Regions from separate parts of the Homo sapiens genome. Here region 1 is linked to region 2. The links are chromatin contacts, found by Hi-C or POLR2A ChIA-PET in ENCODE. All regions are on one chromosome and are shown on one strand. The core of a region is the stretch at or near the end of the contact, and the rest is flanking DNA. Distances in the headings are between cores, read along the strand shown. Region 1 overlaps SLC7A6 (solute carrier family 7 member 6). Region 2 holds the start of SMPD3 (sphingomyelin phosphodiesterase 3).

Evidence for each region. A loop is a pair of places that touch in the nucleus more often than their neighbours do. ChIA-PET counts read pairs that join two places held with the same protein, here RNA polymerase II (POLR2A). Pooled maps may share reads with other maps.
Region 1: a loop to region 2 is called in a map of naive thymus-derived CD4-positive, alpha-beta T cell, with 14 times the contacts of the local background. The contact joins the enhancer-like site here to the promoter of SMPD3 in region 2. A Hi-C loop is called at or near these places in 1 of 168 maps with a recorded cell type or tissue (naive thymus-derived CD4-positive, alpha-beta T cell) and 7 of 50 pooled maps. POLR2A ChIA-PET finds 5 or more read pairs at or near these places in 4 of 52 experiments (PC-9, WTC11, activated CD4-positive, alpha-beta T cell and 1 more).

Annotation. Positions count from the first base shown.
Region 1 is chr16:68,283,531-68,289,520 of GRCh38, forward strand. It overlaps SLC7A6 (solute carrier family 7 member 6), which reads left to right. Exons shown (of 11, transcript NM_003983.6): 4 at 4,216-4,341. It also overlaps the pseudogene RNU6-1262P. Among named protein-coding and RNA genes, the nearest start is that of SLC7A6, 22 kb to the left of the region's middle. RefSeq lists enhancers at 692-831, 5,913-5,990 and a silencer at 2,836-3,130. Within about 2 kb of position 1,508, at least 15 of the 41 ENCODE cell types and tissues checked have a DNase peak (open chromatin) inside an H3K27ac peak, as active enhancers do.
Region 2 is chr16:68,446,584-68,452,546 of GRCh38, forward strand. SMPD3 (sphingomyelin phosphodiesterase 3) reads right to left here and starts at 1,925. Exons shown (of 9, transcript NM_018667.4): 1 at 1,770-1,925. It overlaps LOC124903705 (a long non-coding RNA gene), which reads left to right and starts at 2,257. Exons shown (of 2, transcript XR_007065097.1): 1 at 2,257-2,483; 2 at 2,582-5,562. RefSeq lists a silencer at 1,623-2,142 and an enhancer at 2,243-2,292.

The DNA.
Region 1 (5,990 bases), core at 258-2,757, 160 kb before region 2:
CAGCTTTATTTTGGACAGCCATGCCTTCAGCTAAAATTTCTATTACGAATGAAAAAGGGAAGAACAGATAGAGGAAGATAACTAGCCATGTCTGCCACAGAGACTTTGGGGATTTGTTTCTGCTTTGGCTTTCAGTTTGGATCTGCCATTTGAGTACTCCTTTCTCAGCAATAAGCTCCCAGAGAGCCTTGAAGACCCTCACGTGGGTCCCACGCTCCTTGGTGCAGGCTTGTCCAGCAAGGAAATGAGATCAGGAGAAGAGGGAAGGCTTGGATGTTTTAATTGTGGTAGCTGAATCTTAGCATCTGGCTTTAAGGCCCAGTTGTTGACTTTGTTTGAACTCTGATAGTTTATGGTAAGCTAGGGGGGCTGGGAGTTCTGGGAAGCAATAGAGGAGTAAGGATCAGATGGTGAAATTTTGTTTCTTAATTAGAATCAGGAGAACAGTCAAGGGACTTGGCTTCTGCTTGACAGACTGTTCTAGGAGCTCTCTGTTCTCTGGCAGGGCTGATAGTAGGGTGAGGCAAACGAGGTGCCTGGGGTCAGCGTTGAAGGGCGTACTCACTCTCAGGTTCCGGCATGTGGTCCCCTGAGAGTGAGTGCCTCCTTAAATTTTGTGCCCTAGGTGCCTCCTAGCTTCACACTACCCTGGCTCTGCCTTCTGGTGCTACATTGTTGCTAATGAACCATTTTTATTTTTAAACAAATTCTTTTAAAAATTTTCAGGGGCCATGCTAATCTTCTTTGCGTCGTTCCAATTTTAGTATATGTGCTGCTGAAGTGAGCACGAACTATTTTTATTTTTATCTAGAAAGAGGCGTATGTTCACGGTAAACCATGGTAAACCACAGAGTGGAAAAAGTCTCCTTCCCTCTCCACAGCTTTAGTCTTTCTCCCCAGAGGAGCCACTCTGACCAGGTGCTTTTGTATCCTTCCAGCTGGTCTATTGGAATGGACTCTGCAGGCATTTCCACAAGCAGCCTTCTTTATTCATTAGTTTAGCACATAGTTGAATTTCCACTGTGTGTAATATTTACCTGTGCACAGAGAGGACCAAACCTGTAGGACATTTATGGCAGGATAGAAGGAAGGAGAAGGATCAGAAGTGAGACCCAGTGCCAGTTAGTGGGTCTGAGGAGTGTATCAGCTTCTCTTCCCCTTGGAGCTGCAAACCAGAAGCACAGTTAGCACTGCCAGGATATTGTCAGACAGTCTCTTTCTCCATGTTTATTTCCACCTTTTTGTGTTTCTCTCCTTTTATCCTCTTCTGTCTCTGCCTCCTTGTCTCTTATCTCTCACCCCTCTGTCTCTTCTGTGTATTTTCTCGTCTTTTTTTTTTTTTTTTTTAGAGACAAGTTCTCACTCTGTTGCCCTGGCTGGAGTGCAGTGACTATTCACAGATGCTATTACAGTGCACTATAGGCCCGGACTCCTGGGTTCGGCAGTTCTCCCACCTCAGCCTCCCACACAGTTGGGACTCCAGGTGTGCACCGCTGCCCCGGCCCCCTGTCTGTCTTTTTGTCTAAGCTGCATGCCCTCCCACTTCTGCTTCTTTTTGTGTTCTGCTTCCTTCCTCTATTTACTTATGGTTTCTGTCCCTTTGTTACTAAGGGCTTGTATGTGACTTTCACTTGCTGTAGCTCCTGACCCTTCTGCCCATTACTGTTAGATTCAGTTTCTTGGTATTCCAACTCTGTGTTTCTGGGAGAGGCAATGTAACAGGCTCAACTTGGGTCCAGTGTCTGGCTCCATCAGTCATGATAGGGAAGGGGGAGCAATTCCCAAGAAGGAGCTGGGCAGGTACTTCAAAACATGGCTACTGTACTGTGTAGGGGCCTATGGATTACTGGTACCTATTAACTAGGTAATCCTTATGTTAGCTGATTGAGGCTTAACCCCATACAGGTAGCTTTGATCATCAGGGTAGGTCCCTGGGAAGACCTGCCAGCAGCATGCATTTCTTTGGGCTGCTTCTCCCCTCCCATTTGACCACTGTCCCCCTACTCCCACATCATGATTGACTAGTAAGCACCTGTGTTACTGGCCAGTGTACTGAGTGAAAGCTCTTTGAAGCCATTGAGCCTGGCACCTGCCACCTGTGTTCATTTTCACAGGCTGGCCATAGGCACTTCTCTCCATTTGAATGGAAGAATATCCAACTTTCTGACAATTTGCCTTGCTCCAGGGAATTGGAAGTTAGAGTGAAAATCTTACCACCTTGGTTCCAACCAGGGTTTATCAGTGCCCCTCTTTGCTTGGTGATGAGCTTAAGAAAACAACGTGGCCAGGCATAGTGGCTCATGCCTGTAATCCTAATATGGGAGGCTGAGGCAGGAGGATTGCTTGAGCCCAGGAGTTCCAGACCAGCCTGGACAATACAGCAAGACCCCTGTCTCTACAAAATAATTTTTTTTTAATTAGCTGGGTGTGGTGGTGTGCACCTGTGGTCCCAGCTAATAGGAGGTTGAGGTGGGAAGATCACTTGAGCCCTGGACATCGAGGCTGCAGTGAGCTGTGATCGCACCCACTCCAGCCTGGGTGACAGAGCAAGACCCTGTCTCAAAAAAAAAAAAAAAAAAAAAAAGAAGGAAAGAAGGAAAATAAAATGATATACTGCTGTTACCTTCTGAGAATTTGTGATCTTGGGAGAAGCATGACCCAATCACCTGAGGGAGAGACTTGAGACAGGTGTCTACATGATGATAGCATAGACACTAACCTGTGCTAAGAAGCAGGAATGCCATGTGGTTCAGGAGAGAAAGAGCTCAGAGAGGGGTGGGGTGGTGTATTCAGAGAAGGTTTTACAGAGGAAGAGGAAGTGGGGGCTGAACTAGACCTTGACTGGGAGTTGCTGTTGGCTATGGCAGGAAGAGGAGGGGAGGACATTTCTTTTTATGTGTGTGTACGGTACGAGTAAGAGAGAGAGTCTGGCTGAAGGAGAGAGTGCAAAGTGGGTAGGAGTAAGTGGAGTTGGCCTAGAGGATGGGCCCAAAAGATTTTGTAGTAAGATTTGAGGTGCACATAAAAGTTCTGTTTTTGTATGCTAGAGGCAGTACTCACAGATGTCACTGCGTTCCTTCCTGCTGGATATTGCTCTTATGTCGTCCCCATGGATCAGTCATTGTTTAGCAGGAGCAAAGTGCCGGGGCTCTCAGCACAGGGCCCAGATGTCACTGAAGTGTGTGAGGAGCTAGAACTTAAAGCCACGTGAGCCTAGGGAGTACTCGAGTGGGTGCGCTTCTCCATGGACTTCATTGAGAATTGGGAGGTATGGGTAGGAATGAGGGTGGAAGCGATCAGTGGGCTTGGGAATGTGAACTTAGAAATGGTAGTTAGCTTCTCTCACCTCAGTTTCCTCATCCATAAAATGGGAATAGGAATATCTGTATTTTGGAGTCGTGAGAATTGATGGAGAGGTGTATGTGAAATTGTCAGGCATATAACAGACTTTTCTTTTTCTCCTTTTTTTTTTTTTTTTGAGACGAGGTCTTACTCTGTCATCAGGCTGGAGTGCACGGCTCACTGCTGCCTCAACCTCCTAGGCTCAAGCGACCCTCCCTCCTCAGCCTCCTGAGTAGCTGGGACTACAGGTGTGCACCACCACGCCCAGCTAATTTTTGTATTTTTTGTAGGGACAGGGTTTCTCCATGTTGCCCAGGCTGGTCTCTAACTCCTGGGCTCACATGATCCATCTGCCTCAGTTTCCCAAAGTGCTGGGATTACAGGTGTGAGCCACTGCACCTGGCCTCATTTTTACACTTAATGCAAAACACTGTCTCTCTAATTTCTTAGGTAACCTGCCATCTGCATTCAAATTTACCTCACTTACTGATGAGTTTCTTTTGGCCATGAAGAGGTCTTGTGTCTCCTGTGGTTTGGAACCTTGGGAGTCTGGGTGGGAAAGAGTAGGTGAAATCACCCATCCCTGGGCCTGGGGGGAATTCCCAGAAATGGTGCTAGCCATCAGGATGTATAAGTATGTGTTCACGCATGCCTTCATATCCTTGAGCACCAGTAGTGATGGAAGTGCCTGTGTGCTGTCAGCTGGGGCGGGTGCAGGGTGTCCCCTCGCTTGCCAGTTCGCCTTGTTCTGACTGGTCCATTGGCCCCTTTGCCTTAGGCAGGAAGGGCAGAAAGAGTGCTCTCTGTAAAGAGGGGTTGGGCCCCTGTGCCCTCAACTCAAGCCTGCCAGTGACTTTGTGGTTTTCCTCCTAGGTCTGCTGACATTTGTGAACTGTGCCTATGTCAAGTGGGGCACACGTGTGCAGGACACGTTCACTTACGCCAAGGTCGTAGCGCTCATTGCCATCATTGTCATGGGCCTTGTTAAACTGTGCCAGGGTAAGTGGTGGGAAGGGGGGTACCACCAACAGTTCCTCTGGATTCCCTGAGGAGAACATGGCGACTCTGTTAGCTTCACTGCTCGGCTGTTTCTATGTACATGCTAGCATGTGTCAGTGAGTGCAAGAGATGGGAGTAGATTTCTTTCTGGGCTTTTTGGGCCAGGCTGGCTTGGCCAAGTGGACATGAGTCAGCCTGTCCCTCAGGGCTGGTTTCCTTTGGTGGAGGCTGGGAGCATTGCAGGAAGCCAGCCAAGGGCCTAGGAGCTCCTGAAGCTTGGGTCATGATTGGGTCATAAAAGTAATCTGTGGGGATAGAGTGGCTCCTGTTTGTGGTCTGTGACTGCCAAGCTACAAGTAGGAAGACTGGGCCCTCCTTGAGACAGGTGGCAGGGTATATGGAGCTGGAAGTGGGGTATGGAAATGGGTGGTTATTTTGCAGCCTTTACTTTTCATCTGGACTTGTATTCAGCAATCCCTCCCCAAGTCAGCTCTCAGAAAAATATTAAAATATTGTGAAATTGGCAGTGTCTTTCCTAAATGTTGGCTTTAGAAAGCTTTTCATTCCTGGATCAGAGAGGACTGGCAGTGAGGGTAACAGGCCTACCAAGATCTCATGAGCCCTAGAGAGGTCTTGAGGTGTCTTTAGCCACAGATATCTCAATCATTTCACAGCCCAGTTCTCTAGGTCATCAGTCCCTAAATGTGGCTGTGTACAGTCACCCGGGGAGCTGAGACCCTAATCTCAAATCTGTTGGATCACATTCTGGTTGGTGTGGAGTCTAAAAAGCTGTGCTTTTAAGAATTGCCCTTGGCCCGGCACGGTGGCTCACGCCTGTAATCCTAACACTTTGGGAGGCTGAGGTGGGCGAATCAGCAGGTCAGGAATTCGAGACCAGCCTGACCAACATAGAGAAACCCTGTCTCTACTAAAAATACAAAAATTGGCTGGGCATGGTGGTGCGCGCCTGTAATCCCAGCTACTTAGGAGGCTGAGGCAGGAGAATGGCTTGAAAACAGGAGGCGGAAGTTGCAGTAAGCCGAGATTGTGCCACTGCCCTCCATCCAGCCTAGGTGACAGAGCAAGATTCCATCTCAAAAAAAAAAAAAAAAAAAGAATTGCCCTTGTTGGGCTGGGCGCGGTGGCTCATGCCTGTAATCTCAGCACTCTGGGAGGCCGGGAGGCTGAGGCAGATGGATCACCTGAGGTCAGGAGTTTGAGACCAGCCTGGCCAACATGGAGAAACCCTGTCTCTACTAAAAATACAAAAAATTAGCCGGGGGTGGTGGTGGGTGCCTCTAATCCCAGCTACTCGGGAGGCTGAGGCAGGAGAATCGCCTTAAACTGGGAGGCAGAGGTTGCAGTGAGCCAAGATCTTGCCATTGCACTCCAGCCTGGGCAACAAGAACGAAACTCTGTCTCAAAAAACAGAAAAAGAAAAAGAAAAAAAGAATTGCCCTTGTTGATTCTTAGACTGCTGGTCTAGCCTGTGTACTTATATCAAGTTAGTAGAGCTAGCCATGTGGATGTCCCTGGAGGCTCAGGAGCATCCTGGGGTCAAATTGGGTTTTGAGTAATCCTCCCCTGAAGATCTGTTCCTTAGGGAACCACTGCTGTGTATGAGAATGGACACCCCTGAGGACAGGGGT
Region 2 (5,963 bases), core at 675-3,174:
CATCTAGTCACACACATTCACACCCACACTCTGACCCACACCATCATCCATGCAAACCCTCACACACTTAAACACATCCCCTCCCCAGAACCAAATTTGACCTAACATGGCTGATGGGGCGTGGGAGGGTCCAGTCAGGATGTCCCTCTGGACCCTGGCCCACTCACGCCCTGTGAACTCCAGGCCCCTTGCTCAAGGTGGAGCCCCCACCTGTCCCTGTCCTAGTGGTCACAGGTCCTGAACACCCCCACTCTCGGCCCCCGAAGGGGCCCTGGTCACCATCGCGTGCACAGAATCCTGGGTGCCTGGCTGGCCTTAGGGTAGGGGGTATGGGAAAAGGGAAAGATGTGGGGGCATAGTGCCCTGCCCTGGCTCAGCCGCCTCCTCCCTCGGGATTTTCCATCCCGGCTCGCGCGGGCCCGCTAGAAGCCGGTGCGCTTTGTCTCCCGCCCCGCTCCTGGCACGTTTCCGTGGAAGCTGCCCGCGCCGCGCCCGAAGCCCCCCCTCCGCGGCCGCGCCCCCCGCCCAGCCCGCGGCGCAGGCCTGCCAGTGCGGCGACCGCCGCTTTGTCCTCTCGAGGATGCCTGGGCCGAGCGCGAAAGCCCCATGCCTTGGAACAGCCACCGCGCGTCCTGGAAGCAGGTCCCCGAGCCTCGGTTTGGGGTGCGCCCTGCATCGGAGCGGAGCAGCCCCCAAAGATTCGCGGGCACGAGGTTGGGGGTAGCGTCTACCTGGAGCTCTTGAGTGCTTGAGGGGAGACCCGCCCCGTCCCGCTCTGTACATGCCCATCTGGGATTGGCCCCCAGCTGCGGTGCCAGAGGCTCGGTCCCCGGGGCGTGGTGGGCTAGGGCGGGTCGTCTCGACTTAGAGCCCCAGGCCTGGATCCAGGTAGGGAGGGCCTGGGAGATAAGGCCCAGGTGGGGAGAGGTGGGGAGGGGTCCCTCCTGTCCTCGTACATCCCCCTACACTACCTCTCACACCCAGGCCACCCAACCCTCGGCGCGGGCCCGAGCGCGGGGGATTCCGAGTGTCAGTGCTTTCCTCCACCCGCGACTCCGAGAAGGATGGGGAGGGGTCTCCCAGCGTTTCCCTGCCACATTCCAATTCCACCCTTCACCAGTAACCTAGGAGGGTCCAAGTGGGAGGGGTAAGAGTCCTCTGTCTCTTCCACATCCTCGATCCTCCTCTTTACAAAACCCTAGGGCCAAGGGAGGAGGGGGGAATAGGGAGGGGGGCGAGTGTGGAGGAAGGGGCCTGGGCAAGGGTCTTCCCTGCATCCCAAGCAGCCCTTCCTGAATACCCCTGGGAGGGTCTGGGCTAGGGGAGCGGTCCGCGATCTCATCCATCACCACCAGACTCCTTTGTAACCTCGAGCAGCCGAAGTGTTGCGGGGAGGGGTCCCCCTGCCTCGAGTCCCTTCATCCCACAACACCTCATCCTCCCGTCCTGAGTAATCCGAGCAGCCCCGTCGCCAGGCACAGCGGGAGGGAGGGTCCAAGCCTCCTCGCTCTCCCAGGAGAGATGGGGGGTGGGGGTGACCCCCAGCCCTCGCCCCTCATACCCAAGAGCCTTCTCCATGATAAAACGAAAACTAACCCAAGCTGCTCCGACCTCCGGCGCCCGGCCACGGGAGGCCCCTAGTCAGTCGGCGGCTGTCCGGGACCCGCGGTCCTGAGAGCAACGAGAACACGTCCCGTCAACTCCCCAGCCCCTCACGCCTCGGTTCGCCCGCTCCCCAAGAAAACAAAAGCGAATTCAGCAGCACTGACCTCTGACGGCGGGCGGGAGGGCGGTCAGCGCCCGGCAGCGCACCCCGCTCCTCCCGGCTCCTCACAGCCCGGGCTCCCGGCCGCAGATCTGGCGGCGGCCGCAGCGGCGGCGGCTCTCGCGGCTCTCGGGTCCGGAGCCTCCCTCAGACTCAGCACCTGGAGCGGCGAACAGCTCCGCGCTTCATTCCTCTGACCCCGCCTCCCTCGCGCCGCCGGAGCCAATGGTGACCCGGACCCCGCCCAGGAGTCTGCCCATTGGGGGCGTCCTCCCCTCTCCCTCCGGCCCCGCCCGCAGGTTCCTGGGTCTCTCCTTCAAGACCACATCCCCCAGAGACCGGCGGAGTTTCGCACAGCCTTCTGGGACTTATAGTTCTTTAAGGACGCGGAGTGGGCTCACGCCGCGGGTAGGCAAACAGAGCGGGACTGCATTTCCCAGAGTGCACTGAAGACACGGAGGCGCGGAGCAGGGCGGGAGGACCGTTTCCATAGCAAAGACGACCAGCCGAGGATGGCTGGCGGAGGCGTGGGGCAGGCCGCAGGACCCTCGAAGGATCGTGTGAGACCCCGGGCAGCCTCTTGGGAGGCCATTTCGAGGAGAAAACCTTGATTTCTGCCTCAGGACCCTGGGCCTCAGTTTTCCTATCTGAGAAGAAGGGCGAAGAGCTGTGCCCCCGACCACACCCGTCGGTGATGGGGCAAACCGAGGGCAAGCAGGTTTGGTTCCTGCCCAGCAAAGGTGAGGGAGGACGGAGGAGACTCTCCCACCGCATTCAGAACTTTATTCCTTTATTTTTGTCTCAATCTTGTCATAGAGGAGCGCTTCACTTTTGGTCATCCCTTGGGCCACCAGGGCCTTCCCGTCTCCGTCTTCCCATCGCAGGTCCTGGCCTCCTTCACACCACTCCAGGATACCGCAGCATCTCCCCCAGCGCAGCAGACGGAGGGCGCTTCACATGCCCCCGGACCTAAGCCCACTCTCCCCTTCAAGATCTGGACTCCACTTTTTTGCAACACTCTTAACTTCTTTGGAAGCTGGGAAGCCTCCTACTCCCTTGGGCCTCTCCACCCTGCCCTCAGCTAACTCGTCGGCAAGCCCCAGCCTAGACATTGCCTGTTTTGTGAAGACATCTAGATGCTGGGCTGTCTGTTGAGTGCCCCACCCTGTGTTTGAGCAGCACCCTCTACTTCCCCTGTTCTACTTGCATGTTTATGTGCTCGTCTTCCTCATTATAAGATCCACAGGGGAGGGGCCATGTCTATATTATTCATACTTACAGTCCAGTGTCTAGTATCTGGCACGTAGTAGGCACTCACTAGCTATTGAGATATAAATATAGATATTTGTTGAATTGAAAATGAATTGGGCCGGGCGTGGTGGCTCACGCCTGTAATCCCAGAACTTTGGGAGGCCGAGGCAGGTGGATCACTAGGTCAGGAGTTCGAGACAAGTCTGACCAAAATGGTGAAACCCAGTCTCTACTAAAAATACAAAAATTAGCTGGGCGTGGTGGCACGTGCCTGTAATCCCAGCTATTCAGGAGGCTGAGGCGGGAGAATCGCTTGAACCCCGGGAGGTGGAGGTTGCAGTGAGTCGAGATTGCACCACTACACTCCAGCCTGGACAACAGAGTGAGACCCTGTCTCAAAAAAAAAAAAAAAAAAAGAGAAAAAGAATAAAATTAAAAAAAAGAAAATAAAGGAACCTCATTCACATACACCTCCAAAACTCTGATTTCCTAAAGTTGGGCATTTCTCATTGCTGGAGGTGTTCAGTTAGAGGCATGCCGCCCCCTTGAAGAAATGTTTATTTCATTTGTACAGTGGGTTGGGATTTTACCTGAATGCTTTGAGTACCCTTTTAATCCTATGATGCTAGAGATTGATAGACCCATGCCTATTATTCCTGTCAGTTCTCCCTGAAATGTCATCAGTTCTTCATGTTCCGCTATTTCTAGCTGTTGGCCCTACTCGTTTCTGTGCCTAAATGCCCTACCTCCCACTCCTTTTCTGAGAAAGATCTTCTGCCCTGTCAGTTATGAAGTAAAGATGTCCTAAGATTCCTGCTCTTTCTTTTTTCTTTCTTTCTTTCTCTCTCTTTTTTTTTTTTTTCGACGGAGTTTCGCTCTTGTTGCCTGGAGTGCAATGGCTGGAGTGCAATGGCGCGATCTCAGCTCACTGCAGCCTCTGCCACCTAGGCCCACCTTGGTCTCCCCAAGTGCTGGCATTACAGGTGTGAGCCACTGTGCCCGGCCTCCTGCTCTTCTTTCAACCCTCTGCTCAGCATCTTAGGCCTCATTGGTGATGTCCCACCTTGCTAGGTAGCATCTTTCCTGAATATTTCTCCACTAAACATTCTGATGTTGGCTAGATGGCCTAGTTAATCTACACATTTCATTTTATCACCTTCTCCAGATGTTTTTTTGTGTATGTCAGCTGATACACTCTGGGGAGAATGCCTTAATATATGGGAATAATTAACTCATGGCCAAGAAGGAAATAACCAAGGGGACTTTTACTCTGGACCTAATTCAAACCAAAGAGACAGAGCCTGAGAGAAAGCAGCTCTGTCATCCTTGAGTTAGTAACATCCAGGAAGGGAAGGCTAGGGTGGGGGAGTGAGTAAAACAGATGGCATTTAGGGAAGAACCAACAGGACTTTAAGAGGCATGGCAGAGGGGCTTTGATCCTGGCTAAACCATCAGGGAAGGCAATTGGAGCTGGGTGAACAGATGGGGTCTTATTACTGAAGAGAAAACGGTAAGGAGGCAGGGGGAAATGGGACGTGTGCTAAAGCAGAGTGCCTCATTCAGTGGATGCAGTGAGAGCAGAGGCTGTTGGAAAAGTGGATCAGGGAGGACCATGCCACCAGGTGGGCATCAGCAGAGTATCACCCGAGTATTGCAGAGGGATACCAAATAAGTCCACCTGAAGCCAGAGCTGAAACCCTGTGGAGGTCCGTTTACCCCTTCAGAAGTAGTGTACCACCATCCATCTACCACTGGAATCCAATTTCAGTTTTGGCAAATTGTTATAAATAGGAAAAAGTCAGGGTTCCACAATTCTGGCAGCACCCAGAGACTATAACAGCATCTGCACAGCCAAGTAGAGTTAGGAAACCTGGATCCTAATCCTGACTTTGCCTCTGATTAGATGTGTGATCCTGGGCTGGAGCTGTTTTTTCAGTTGTAAAATGCTGTTTATTGGTGTTAGGTAGCAGCTAATAAGGCTGGAGGTGGGGCTGGGTGTAGTGGCTCACACATGTAATCTCAGCAGTTTGACAGGCCAAGGCAGGAGGATTGCTGGAGGCCAGGGATTTGAGACCAGCTTGGGCTACATAGTGAGACTCTGCCTGTACTAAAAATTAAAAAAAAAAAAAATAACTCAGTGCAGTGGCGCATGCCTGTAGTCCCAGCTACTCAGGAGGTTGGGGTGGGAGGGTTGCTTGAGCCCAGGAGTTTGAGGCTGCAGTGAACTATGATCAATCACACCACTGCATTCTAGTAGCCTGAGTGACAGAGCAAGACCTGTCTCTAAAAAAAAAGAAATTTTTTTTAAGGGTGGAGGTAGGGAAATTCAAAGCTACTTACTAGCTGTGTGACCTTGCCTAAACTACCTCCTTGGATTTGCAGTCTGTTTATTTGAAAATGTCATAAGGGATAAATGAGATTCCTTATGTAAAGTACTTTATAAATATTAAGCACTTACCAAATGTTAGTCTGTTTTCACATTATTCTTCTTGGATTACCAGAAATTGGTTTGACCATGAATAAACAGGAGATAATTTCTTGGGTAATCTGAGTTTGAATCCCCTTTCTCTCTCTTACTAATTGTATGACTTTGATTAGGTTATTTAATATTTAATTGTTCTGGGTCTCAGTTTTCTCATTTGTGAAATTAAAATGTGTTCTTCAGAATTGTGAGGGTTAAATGTGATAAAAGGCCTGACTCATATGAGAAAATGCTCAATATATTTGTTTTGTCATTTTTAAGGGGTGGTTTTAGGGCACAGAACCCTAAAGGAATGAATGGAATTCTAAATACTTCGAAGCTAGAGTAGTGAAAGATTCCAGGGGAACACAGTGCTGGCCTTCTCCCTTCTTCTTGGGGAAGAAAAGATCTCAGTGAAGTTCCATGGGTCTTCTCAGTAAGTAAAGAGGAGATTAACTAGAATGCTGAATCTCAGACACTGAGGGG